3 separate regions of the Homo sapiens genome follow, and regions 2 and 3 are each linked to region 1. The links are chromatin contacts, found by Hi-C or POLR2A ChIA-PET in ENCODE. All regions are on one chromosome and are shown on one strand. The core of a region is the stretch at or near the end of the contact, and the rest is flanking DNA. Distances in the headings are between cores, read along the strand shown.

Region 1 (4,287 bases), core at 533-3,032:
GTTTGGCGAGGAATCTGTATTTTAACAAGTGTATTGATAATTTCAAAGTATGCCAAAGTTTGAAACCCGCTTAGGTTAGGGACAGGTCAATATGAGAGAAAATAGTCATCTTGATTTACTCTAATAGCTTTATCATTTAGATTAAAACATACACCCAATCCGTTAATAAAAATGTTAAAATCAAGGTTTTTTAAACTCTAGGTAAACATTGCGTGAATCCTTTAGTGCTTCAATTTAGCTAAACCATAAAGTAAGTAGAAACTATGAAGATTCCTGTCTGCAAAGATGGTAAAATGCTAGTTCAAACGTCATGCCTCTGGGAAAACTCCTTGTAAATCTCATCGTCCTTTGTGGAACTCAAGTCTTCTTTTTGGTTCCTGGCTAGTAGCAAATTGTATTTACATGTTTTATCCGTGGCCACACCAATTGTGAACTTCTTGCGGGACAGACATGTTTCTATCTCCTCCCTCCTTCAACAAAGCATCACGCACACAGTAAACCCGAATAATGTGTGCTGATTTTCACTCTGTTATAGGTTTCCTAAAGTGATTTACCACTTATTTTAGAAAATTATGGACACACACAGAAGATTTAGATGAAATTACTGTAACATTTTAAATATTTGTTTGAATTTGGAAGTACATTAAACTCTTTAAGAAAAGATGTTTCCTAATCTCCAGTTATTTCTCTCAGGAAAGAAAAACACAGTAATTTGCCTAAAAGCTTACCCTTAATTTAGGTGTTGATTTAGCGTCTCCTCTAAATACAATCCCCCTTCTCTGCTGTGTAACTGTTTTTAAAAGGATTGGCAATGGATGAATAAACAACTCCTTTAACAAACATTTGAAGACCCCATCCAAACACATACACACACACAACATAAAATCTCTTTCCACATCAATTTAGTGAGCCCTTAATTTTGCTTTCTAAGCACACAATATTATAAACCACAAAACACACACAACCAGTTTAACTCCTGCTGAAATGACATGAGAAGATTCTACTGAAATGCTTAGGGAAACTGGTAATTGTGTGCTGAATTTACTATAGGCTACACCACTAGAAGAGCTATAAGTAGCAACAGTAGCAAATGTTGAGCAGTCACTTTCCTCAACTTGTCCCTGTCCTTAGGGAGCTCACAGTATGTGGCGAAGACAGATACATGAACCATTAATTACCATGTAAGGCAAAAAAAATGGCACATGGAAGAAGATGCAGCTGTGTTCTGGGAACAAGGCAAAAAGAACTGCCTGCGGTCACGTTTGACAGACTAGAAAACATTTGATCTGCCTTGAAGGATGCATAGGAGTAGGAGTTCACTCAAAGATATTCCACTAAGAATAGGCATTATGTTCATCCAGCTTGCTTTTCAGGTAGTTCAGGTTAAAACAGGCTCTAAAAAAAGTTTAACAAGAAAATATATGAACTGAGGAAGGATTAGATGCAAACAGCCCAGCCAGTACATTTAGACCACATAAAATCCAGTTATGCTCATGAAAATGCAGGCAGCAGGATGTCCAATTTAATAGGAGAGGAAGAAAAGGAAGGGCACATAAAATAGAAAGGATTTATTCATTTTCCCCAATAAAGGCTAAGCACTTTCGTAGGTTCTTTTTAATTCATGAACTTTCCAATTCATATTCCAGGTACTAATCCTGCTGTTCTAAAATAGCTGTTGTGGATAACGGGATTTTATGTAGGCCACATGTCCTTAATTTTTATTTCTGCCTCACTCAGCTCAATGTCTACTCAAATTTGTTGGTCATAAACCAGGTATTTAATTAGATTACTTAGCGACACCTAGTGACCGAGATCGGAACCAAGTGCTATTTTAATACAGTGGAGTGTGTGCCTCTGTTATTGTCATGCTTTAGCCCAAGACAGCCCTCATTATTCCAAGTTCTCTTTTCAACCCATTTCATCCCAATGATACTAAAGCAAACCCATGCCCAGTTTGGCCTGAAAAACAACTAATTAGAGAGAGGAAGTGAGAAAGAGAAGAACAAGGGAGAGAGGGAAGGAGGTGATTGAGGGAATAGGTTGGAATCACAGAAGAGACAAGATCAGCAATGAAGGCTTCTATTTTTATGTATTTATTTGGCTGTGTTCATATCAAGAAATGGAAAGAAAGGTAAGACCACCTTGAAGCAGAGAAGGAATGAGAACCAGGGGCAGTCCAAACAAAGGCTCAATTCATATTTTGTTTCTCTCTTTTCCACTTGTATTTGAAAGGGCAGAATAAACATGTTTTGATGATTTTGAAATCCAAGATAGATCCAAATTTAAATGTTTTTAAACAAAAGATAGTTCTCATTGTCATAAATTATAAAATGCCTTTCTCACTTTGCAATTCCTGTTCTTTCATCCCTGTCTATGCATCTTTTTATATCAATTTGTTTTTCCCACTAAATGGATCTATTCGGATGGAGTCATTACTGAGTTGGCATTGCTCTAAAAATAAGCTGATGATTTGCTATCTGCAGTACGTGCTGTCAAAAAAAAAATCAACCAAAGTAACAAAGCAAAATAAACATAGTAATTAACACGTTAAATTAAAAATCAAAATATAACAAAAATACTAGAAGACAATGTGAGTCACGTGACAATTTTAAATGAGTTGAAGGTGCTGATTCTAGGCAAATTCCAACCAAGGGTTCAGAGGGAATCACAAAAGAAAGTGCTGTTATACATTTTTGAGAAAATACAGAGAACATGAACAATGCTAAAGGACTGAATTCTAAAACAGATTTTTAAGAATGCAGACAAGTGAGCCCTCAACTGTAAACATGACGCTGGCACAGCCAATTAAGCAGCGGTCTTTCCCTGCTGTGGTCCAGCCCCTTTGCCAACAGTGGGGTTCACACCCTACAAGTTGAGACCCTTGCAGGCTCCGGGTCCACTGAAACTAACTGAAACATAAGGAGTGACTTGCTCCTTGGAGTTGGAATCCACAGATGATGTTATACAGACTAGCCCTGATTCTGAGGCCAGAGGTCCCAGTGGGCTCCACTGCTCCAGGGTGCAGACATGGCACTGGACCATCATTCTCCCTATTTTTCTCCCCTACCCAGTTAGCCATTATGTTTTATTGTATTTGTACAGACATTTATATAGATTTCTACCATCCCATTGCATTGTAATAATATATTGTCATGTCTGTTTTTCTTCTGTTAAACTATGACTTTCATGGGTGGAGTCACGCTGTGTAGTCTTTGACTACTAGCCCAGCCTATTTAATTGTTAATTAAATGTTAACTGAGCATCTAGTATGCACTGTGCACTGAAGTGGGCTTTGGGGATACAATGAAGAAGATGTATGTCCTGGCCTCAAACTACTTAAAATCTGGTGGAAAATACAAGGAAGACTTTACTTCATTTTGGTATGTTTTAGTAAGTGCTAAGATGGGGGTAAGCACAGAGTTCTGGGAGCACAGAGTAATGCCACTGGATTTACAGTTTGTGAACGAGTGTGGGAAGGCTTCCTGGAGGAGGAGGGGCTGAGGAAGGAGCATGGGAAGGGCATTCTGGGTAGCACAAAGCCTCAAAGACATAAACTAGCACAACATACGCTCTCACATGAGATCTAGTTGTCTGCCTGTCACTGGTCACTTCCCCTACAAGCCCATTATCCACATTGTCCCCAGAGTGGTCTTATCAACATGCAGATATGCAATATAAAGATCTTTCCATAATCGAGTTTCTTTGATGCCTCCACATTACCTGCAGAAAAAAAAATCTAGCTTTTTTTTTTTTTTTGTGAGACGGAGTCTCGCTCTGTCACTAGGCTGGAGTGCAGTGGCGCGATCTGGGCTTACTGCAACCTCCACCTCCTGGGTTCAAGCAATTCTCCTGCCTCAGCCTCCTGAGTAGCTGGGACTACGGGCATGTGCCATCACACCCAGCTCATTTTTTGTATTTTTAGTAGAGATGGGGTTTCACCATGTTGGCCAGGATGGTCTCAAACTCCAGACCTCGTGATCCACCTGCCTCGGCCTCCCAAAGTGCTGGGATTACAGGCGTGAGCCACCGCGCCCGGCCAAAAATCCAGCTTCTTAACATAACCTGTAAATCCCATCTCACCTCACTGAGCCCAGGTGCCTACTGTGGTGCAGTGCGGTACATTGTGCAAAATATTTTTGGATGAACAAATGAAAGTTGAATAAATGGCTCATGAATTGTAGACAGGATGAAAATAGCAAGAATACAAGAAGATTATTCCATTTCTATAGGCCATAATCCTCCCACATACCATCCTCACAGGGCTTTATCAGGTGGCCAAAAAACATC
Region 2 (4,287 bases), core at 1,062-3,561, 210 kb before region 1:
ACCTCCTTTGGTTTGATTAATTTGCTAGAGCAGCTCACAGAACTAAGAAAAATGCTTTACTTATGTTTACTGGTTTATTGATATAGAATATAATATAGGACACAGGTGAACAGCCAGATGGAAGAGATGCGTGGGGTAAGGTTTGGGGGAAGAGGTGGGAGCTTCCATGCCTTCCCCATGCGCACCACCTTTGGGGAACCTCCATGTGTTCAGCTATTTGGAAGCTCTCTGAACCCTGTCCTTTGGGGTTTTTATGGAGACTTTATATGTAGACATGATTGATTACCATCATTGGCCATTGCAGATCCACTCAACCTTCAGCACCTTTCTCCTCCCCAAAGGTTGGGGAGTGGGCTGAAAGTCCTAACCCTCTCATTGTGTTTTGGTCTTTTCAGTGAGCAGGCCCATCCTGAAGCTACCCAGGGGCTGGCAGCTACTGGCCATCTCATTAGCATACAGTGACACTATTGTCACTCTGGAGACCCCAGAGGTTCTAGGAGTTGTGTGTCAGGAAGCCGGGAGGAAGACCAAAGATATATATCTTATTAGAAACCACAATATCTCAAGAGGTTTAAGATTTAAATGGTTATCTTTCACTTTATCTATTCAGAAATTTGGTCTGCAAGAGTTTAATGTTATAAAGATTAGCAGACAACTAGAGAGAACTAGATTTTGGATTAAGCAGGAACAACTCTCCTCCCTGACGATTTATTATTCTCTGCCTTGAATAAGCACTGGCATTAGAAAGCTAAACCACAGAACACATACAGAATATTAGTATTCAGTAAATAATCATGATTGCAGTCACCAAGTGCAGACAGTCTGCAGTGGGAGTGTTCCCGGTCTCCCTTAAAATACTGCAGCTGTTACATTAATGGGTGAGGATCCAGGGTAATATCAAGGAACAAAGATTGTTGAGTTTGATTAGTTCTAGTGGATGTCATCTTCAAAATGCAACTAATTTGATAATACCAGAGCATTTCTGAGGGAAGAAGGAAAACAAGGATAATGTTATGTAAATAGACATTATTATTTTCATCTCTTTGGATGAAACCGTTGACATAAACCATTCTAGAAGCAAAATGAAGCAAGGAAGTGAGAAATGAGTGAAGCAGCCCTTTCTGTCTGTAAATAATTGCAGGGTGGGCTGACAGCTCTGGGCCAGAGGCTGTAGAGTGGGCCCAAAGCAGGCTGGCTTCCCCCTAGTAATTGTCATAGTAGCTAGCATTTATGGATGTTTAATATATTCCAGGCCCTTTCCTAGCTGTTTCACATGGATTATGTAATTTAATCTTCACTGCCATCCTGCAAAGTAAGTACTATTATCACTGTCATTTTACAGATATGAAAATTGAAGCTTGGGAACGTTAGGCAACCTCTCAAGGTCACACAGCAAGGAGCGGAGCTGGCATTTGGACTCAGGCCTACGGCCTCCTGAACACACTACATTCTATTGTTTCTAAAAGCTTGCTAGGTAAGAAGGGCCTTATTATTTATAATCCACCAGGGGCTTCATCCTCTAGTTTCAAATTGAGCCGCTTTTTTTCTAATTTGATGGCTTAGAAATAGTCACTGTCAAGCCAAGACCATTTTTATGCTGTTGTGTTTGAAATACTCTCCTTCCACCTGTCTCCTTTCCCACCTCCCCTAGTTCTTAAAGCTGGTCTACAGAAGAATTAAATATCTACCTAATTTGAAAACAAGAGGGAAGGATGGCCCTGGAAATGCTTAGAACTAAAATTTGGGTTTTGAACCTACTGGCAGTATTCTTGCCTTACTCAGTCTAGTGACTTGAAGATGGCCAGTGGACATTAAATGTTCCTGGAGACTTGAATCACTATTAAAGCCCAACTCATCCTTGGTTCAAATTCTTTTATAAAATAAGAACAAAGTTTACGCAGGTAGTAAATAAGTGGTAATGCATATTCAGCACTCAAGTCAGGCTTGATTATCTCCACTAACCTAGAGAAAGGTTAATATGAGAGTGTGCATCCAATTTTCCTGCTCCCATTGAGGGAAATAAGGTGGTTTCATCTAGACGTTTGAGCCTCAACTCTTTCTACTTTTTAGTAAATAATTTGTTTGTTCTCATTCTTTGGAAGATGAATTCTTTTTGAAAACATTGACCTCTTTTATCGCTTTTGGTTGTCTATTGTCTTTGTCCATTGTCTGTTGCTGTAACAGAATACATGAGACTAGGTAATTGTTTTAAAAAAGAAATTCATGTCTTACAGTTCTGGATGCTGGGAAGTCCAAGGTCGAGGGTCTGCCTCTGGTTGCTTCTGGTGAGGGCATTGTGTTGTGTCATAACTGGCAGAAAGCATCACAGAGAGCCAAACTGGCTTTTATAACAGACCCGCCCTCTGATAACTAAACCAAGCCTATGATAACACATTAATCCATTAACCCATTAATCCAGTAATCCATGAATGGATTAGTCCGTTCATGAGAGCAGAACCCTCATGACCCAATCACTTCTTAAAGGCCCCATTTATTAATATGGTTACACCGGGGATTGTGTTTCAGCTTGAATTTTGGAGGGGAAAAACATTCAAACCATAGTAAATGTCTAAATCAGGACATTACATTTTTCATTAATGGTAACTATTACCATCAGAATTACTGAAATTTATTTGTAGAGAAAATTTCAGATGTCCTCAAGATATCCTCAAGGTGGTCACAATTCTGTTAATAAATTATTAATCAAAGTGCTAGATCACTGAGATTTTAGTTAAGAAATCATTCTAAAAGTTCTCCTACTAAATCTGATAAAATCATTTTTCAGAGAGAATACAAATTTAAAAGTATAGTGTTGAGCAATGGAACTCATAACATTCATGTCTGAGTGCTAGGTTAGACCTAGAAGATGCTGAAAAATCTATAGTTTGAGTGGATAGGCACAATGGTGCTTCTTATTATTAAAATAGAAAAAGTGACTAAAACATCTTTTTCCAATTGGAGAGGTCTTGTTTCCTTTACCGTATTCAGCTTCCATAATGAAATTTGTATTCCTGCTTTAGTTTTTGTATCTTGTCCAGATTTTTACTCAAAATATTAGTCAAGTCATGTATTTTCACTGTTTCTCACTATTTAATTAGGTCCAAAATCTAACCATTTTATTAAGTACAGATGAATTACCAATATGTCTTCATGAACGACTCCTGGGAGATAATGAGCAAGGGGAGATTTCTATTAGGAAGAAGAAAGAACTGAACTAGTGAGCTGGATCTACATGTCTCCTGCTAAATTTAAAGGCTGCCTGGTTCTTTTTGCTTGTTAAAAGTCAATTAAGCAACAGGTTTTTATTGAGCATAAAATATTCTGGGCAAGGTAATGTGCTAGATATATTGCAACATAGTGGGAAGGGTAACACCCCACGTTTAAGAATTTAAGTCAGGAGATGAGAAATATGTACATAAAAGTATTATTAAGAATATAAGGTAATTCAAAGCAGATGGAGAATAAGAAGAAAAGAATATAAGGTAAATGTGAAATATTAGTATGAGCAGTAAGTGCTGAAAGAATTCAGAGACTAAGAGTTTGCTTCTGGGTAATCTGGAGAGACTTCATGGAGGAGGCAGGATCCAATATGTACTGGGAAGGATGGTGTGGTGGCTGAATTAGTTGCCTAACCAGCATCTATTCACTCTTCTTTTCATACTTTAGAAACCATCCCACATACAGCACACTTGTTTCAGGGAAAGCAAACTCCCTCTTAAGCTCCAAGGGAGAATCCTAATTAGTCTAATGCCAAGCCAGTGATAGTAACATCTCTTCCCTCATGATTCATTCAGAGAACTAGGCTTATGCCAATCAGTAAATTGTAGTTCCTTAGCAATTGGCATTGATCTAGGAATGGGCACAGGAGTGCAGCACACTTATCTCAGGAAAAGCAAACTCCATCCAAGTTTGGGTCCAAGCAGTCTAAGAGGAAAGATGTTTATTTCATGATTGGGCATCAGATTGGTACTCTCTCCCACTGGACATGAAAAAGACATCATCAGTTGCCCCAGTTTCTTCTGGTGACCATGTTAAGAGATGGCATGAAGACAAAGCTGATACCTGCAGGAAGGCTGAGGCTGGAGAACAGGGGAGATGCAGATCTGGAGCCCGTTCCTGTGGTGCCTGAAGTTTGATCTGCCTCCAGATCACCTATTGTGTGAAACAATATATTCTCTCAATGCTCTAGCCAGTGAGAGAAAGGCTTTCTGTAACTTTCAGCCAAAATCATCCTGTCTTCAATAGTAGAGTGGACATAAGCCGGTTGCCCTCTTGGCATTTCTTTCC
Region 3 (4,287 bases), core at 472-2,971, 200 kb before region 1:
CTGGTTAGTGTCATCTTTTGGTCACACCAATCTTTACCCTGATGATATCCAACTTCCCTAGCTTCTAGCCCTAACCCAACACTTCCCAATGTATGTTCTGTGGAACACATTAATGAGATATTAATTTGTCTAATGTAAAAAACAATTTGTGATCAAATTAGAGAAATATGTTGTAAAACATTTAAATTATTTGTAGTGAGATTTTTCAAGTCTTTCAATATGCAAATGAGCAATGAGAATCTTTAAGAGCAGGTATAGAATGCAGTACTTTTTAGATGTTTGACCAAAGAATTTCTCTCCCTCTTCCCCCAACAAAGAACTTCTCAACGGACGCAATTTGCAAAATGCAAAATGCAAAATGTTTGTACTCCTCACTTAGGATACAGACATCTGCTGGACTAAGTTTATCCCCTGCCAGGAAAAGGGACTGAAATTGACATTGAAATTCAATAAGGGAATTAATATTTATTGAGAATCTCTTCCGTTGCAGACACTATGCCAGGAACTTCAAAAATATATATTGACATAATTTTCTCATTTAGTACATATCCTTCTGTTAATACTATGAGGCTGATATTATTCCCATTTTATAGATAGTGAAACAGTAGCTCAGTTGGTTAACCTAGCCATGGCCAACTAGCTAGTAGGTGGCAGACCCAGCATTCCAGCCTACATTTGTTTGAAACTAAAGCCAGAACATTTTCCTTTCCACTTGGCTGCTTGAGGAACTGTGGCAACTATCAGCCAACCTATCTCATATGTAACAGTAAAAATAGGCACAAACACAATTTTTTAAAATTAAAATTTATTTATTTTAGAGATAGAGTCTCACTTTGTTGCCCGGGCTGGAGTGCAGTGGCCTGATTATAGCTCACTCTAACCTTGAACTCCTGTGCCCAAGTGATCTTCTCACCTCAGTCTTCTGAGTAACTGGGATTACAAGTATGTGCCACCATGTCCAGCTAATTTTTTAAAAGATTGTGTAAAGATGGGCGTGGGGGTGGGGGTGGGAAGGCAGAGGGTGGACCTGGCTATGTTACCCAGGCTGGTCTTGAACTCTGGCCTCAAGTGATCCTCCCATCTTTGTCTCCCAAAGCACTGAGATTACAGGCATGAGCCACCACATCTGGCAAAAACATGACATTTAAAAAGTTTTAGACCAATTTTGCATAAGGAACTAAGAGAACCAGGCAAGACTACTGGGTATGGTTGTGCAGATTGTACACTGCACCATTCGAGGGGAAGCCATGTGACTGGCACCCCCTAAAATAAAGTGCTGTCTTCAACGTCAGCAGCCATATGTGCAGCTCTGGAACAGGAACAGATTGGGAAAGGTAGCCAGGTGCCATGGTACTTTGAGTTTTCAGATGCAAATATAAATTTTGAGCAAGAAATTAGGACAGAATGGCAACCAGTTTTAGGAAAATAATATATGTAAAAACTCACCTCGAAACAGGTAATCAAAACTTGCACATAGTACAGTATTGGCAAGAGAGGACTGGTACATCCTGATAAGCCAAGAGTTTGGAGTCACTTTTTATTATATTCATAATCACTATGTTCCTAATATCTATGGATTCACTCTCCTCCCTTTTTTTTTCTTTCTCCTTTTTTCTTTTTACCATCTTCTGTCTTTTCCAGATGTTTCATTTGAGCTGCTCTGCTCCCCACTGGTGGCTGAGCCAGGCCTGACCAGGGCAGGAAGGGTGATCAGTAGCCTCACACACAGCAGCTGGTAGAGTCTGAAGGTCACGCTTGGCCTTCCACCAAGTGTCCAATGTGCTGGGGATTAGCCTCTGAATCACAGCCTTTCCCTTCTCCTGCCATGTTGGCCCAGCCATACAAGAGGCTCTCTCTGCCCAGCACACAAGTCCCTTGCTGTGACTGGCATTCTGCTGTGAAAACCAGATTACTTATTAGACTTTATCTTCAGTGAACCTTTGACTAACTTCTGCATGGGACTGGAATATGATCTGCATACCTTTCATTACTGGCCAAGATTTTCATTGTGCATATTGGAAAGCATACAGACTTTGGTGTCAGATACTCAGAGGAACAAAGTCCAGCCTTAACAATTACTAGCTGTGTCACCTAAGACAAATTACTCAACTTTGCTGGACTTTGCCCTTCTCATCTATGAAAGGGCGTATTAAGGAATGGCTCACATGAAGGATATCATCTATATGGGTTTGTATTACTCCTCCCTTGTTTTTCTGAGGAGGTCCCATGGAGTAGATATTGGTTACAGTGTTTTCAGTTGCAGGAAATGGTGACTCAATTCAAAGCAATTTAAACAGATAGGATATTTCTTGGCTCATACAAAACAAAATCCAGAGGTAGGACAGCCACAAATCTTGTTGATCCTCCTGCTTAATTATGTCATCAATAAACAATGGTCCCTCTGTCTCTCCACACAGCAATCCACAAAGAAGACTTCATCCTAAGGTAAATGCTCTACTTAGTAGTATGGTTGCTTTGAGTAACAATTGGTGTCATGTGCTTCTCTGTTCACTTCCAGAGGGAAAATCAACATTTCTCACTGATCTTTGGAGCCCAAGTTCTTCCTGTTCATTTCCTTGGACCAATTTAAGTCATATGCTCTTCTTGAATCAATAATTTTAGTAGGGAAAGGCTAGATGCTGACTGGTCTAAGTTCCTGAACCACCACTGGTTAATGAATCACCATGATTGACTAAGACCAGTAAAAACCATTCCTAACTGTATTGCAGGTATCTAATGTGGAAGGGGTGGGGTGAAGGTTGAAGAATCAGACTGTACAGGGTGAAACGCTTGAGCTTTGGTTTATATCCCTACCTGGCAAGTACCAATGGGGTTACAATTTCTGAACTGCAATTTATCCATCTAGAAATGGGGGATAAAAATAGTACCTCTCTCACTGGCTAGCTTCACAAGATTTGTGACGCCCTTAGCCCTGAGCTTAGCAAATTGTTTACAAATTCTAGGTGTTATTATTTCTTTATATGCCTAGAAATGTGGTGCCACTTGCTATATTTGTTTGTTACTTGATTCCTGGATTCCTACCACGGACTCCTCTGCACCAGGGTTGCTGAATTCCATCTGCACATTTCATGCCCTCTCTACATTGTACCTCTGACAATTCAGTTGCTCATGAAGGGTTGACTGGATTAGTCATTAGTCCCTTCTCTCTTTCAGTACTGCCCCATCAAATCTAGACTTAAAACTCTTAAGTCCTCCCCAGTGACACAGGGTATTGAGGTCCCAGCTTGCTTTGTGCCAGGGTGTGATGGTTGGTTTTGGGTATCAACTTGACCAGATTAAGGGACACCCAGATAGCTGGCAAAACATTATTTATTCTTACTACTTCAGTAGGCACTGAACTTGTTCCTCAAAGCCAGGTGACTTGGAGTTTGGTTAAATGATTGGGCTGCCCGAGGTGTGAGGACGTTTGCAGAGGAGACTGGCATGTAAGTCAGTGGGCTGAGTGGAGAATATCCACCTTCAATGTGAGTAGGCACTCTCCAGTTGGCTGAGGGCCTAGATGGAACAAAATGGGAGGGGAAGGATGACTTCTTACTCTCTCTTCCAGAGCCAGGATGCCCATATTCTCCTGCCCATGGAGGTTAGACCCCAGATTCTCCCATCTTTGGACCCCAGCACTCACACCAGTGGACCCTTGGGCTCTTGGACCTTTCGCCTTGAACTGAGATTTACACCATTGTCTTCCTTGGTTCTAAGGTCTTCAGACTTGGACTGAGCACACTGCTGGCTTCCTTCATTCTCCAGCTCGCTGACAGCCTATCATGGGACTTCTCAGCCTCCATAATCAAGTGAACTAATTCCCCTAATAAGTTCATTTTCCCCTCTTTCTATATATATACATATCCTATTGGTTCTGTCTCTCTGGCAAACCCTGACTAAATCACAGAGCAAACTCATATTTTGATAATTTTCTTGGTAAGCAAGAAATAATAAGTAATGATCATGAACAACTAGCTTGGCAACCAGGGACCTCTATCTATGCCAGAACTAAACATCTCCTATTGTTCTCATTGCTAAGATGCCTACTACCCACAAGTGAATATTTGCGTGTGACACCTGCATTTAGGCTAGACCTACTTTATTCACATCCGAAACAATATCATTATTGCATTGCTTAGAGTCTTGTTTCTTCTTGGAGATAGTGTTGTCAAATATTACATATCCTCACCTGTTTTTAAATTCCCATGGGTTGTACCACTTCTTAAATAGGGTCTTCCTCTTTTGCTGTGTCACTGTTATCTTGAAATATCAAACAAATTTGGTATT

The links. A loop is a pair of places that touch in the nucleus more often than their neighbours do. ChIA-PET counts read pairs that join two places held with the same protein, here RNA polymerase II (POLR2A). Pooled maps may share reads with other maps.
Region 2: a map of left cardiac atrium shows a loop between it and region 1 (3-fold over the local background). The contact joins the promoter of LINC02421 here to the enhancer-like site in region 1. A Hi-C loop is called at or near these places in 10 of 168 maps with a recorded cell type or tissue (Caco-2, PC-3, PC-9 and 6 more), 1 of 37 single-sample maps with no recorded cell type and 7 of 50 pooled maps.
Region 3: a loop to region 1 is called in a map of Calu3, with 6 times the contacts of the local background. The contact joins two enhancer-like sites. A Hi-C loop is called at or near these places in 2 of 168 maps with a recorded cell type or tissue (Caco-2 and Calu3), 1 of 37 single-sample maps with no recorded cell type and 9 of 50 pooled maps. POLR2A ChIA-PET finds 5 or more read pairs at or near these places in 1 of 52 experiments (SK-N-SH).

Annotation. Positions count from the first base shown.
Region 1 is chr12:67,941,694-67,945,980 of GRCh38, forward strand. The region is part of intron 2 of LINC01479 (long intergenic non-protein coding RNA 1479); the gene reads left to right. Among named protein-coding and RNA genes, the nearest start is that of LINC01479, 15 kb to the left of the region's middle. Within about 2 kb of position 1,783, at least 2 of the 41 ENCODE cell types and tissues checked have a DNase peak (open chromatin) inside an H3K27ac peak, as active enhancers do; they include heart right ventricle, where a contact is called at or near this core.
Region 2 is chr12:67,727,164-67,731,450 of GRCh38, forward strand. It overlaps LINC02421 (long intergenic non-protein coding RNA 2421), which reads right to left and starts at 2,312. Exons shown (of 5, transcript NR_110063.1): 1 at 2,233-2,312.
Region 3 is chr12:67,746,195-67,750,481 of GRCh38, forward strand. No RefSeq gene overlaps it. Among named protein-coding and RNA genes, the nearest start is that of LINC02421, 19 kb to the left of the region's middle. Within about 2 kb of position 1,722, at least 11 of the 41 ENCODE cell types and tissues checked have a DNase peak (open chromatin) inside an H3K27ac peak, as active enhancers do.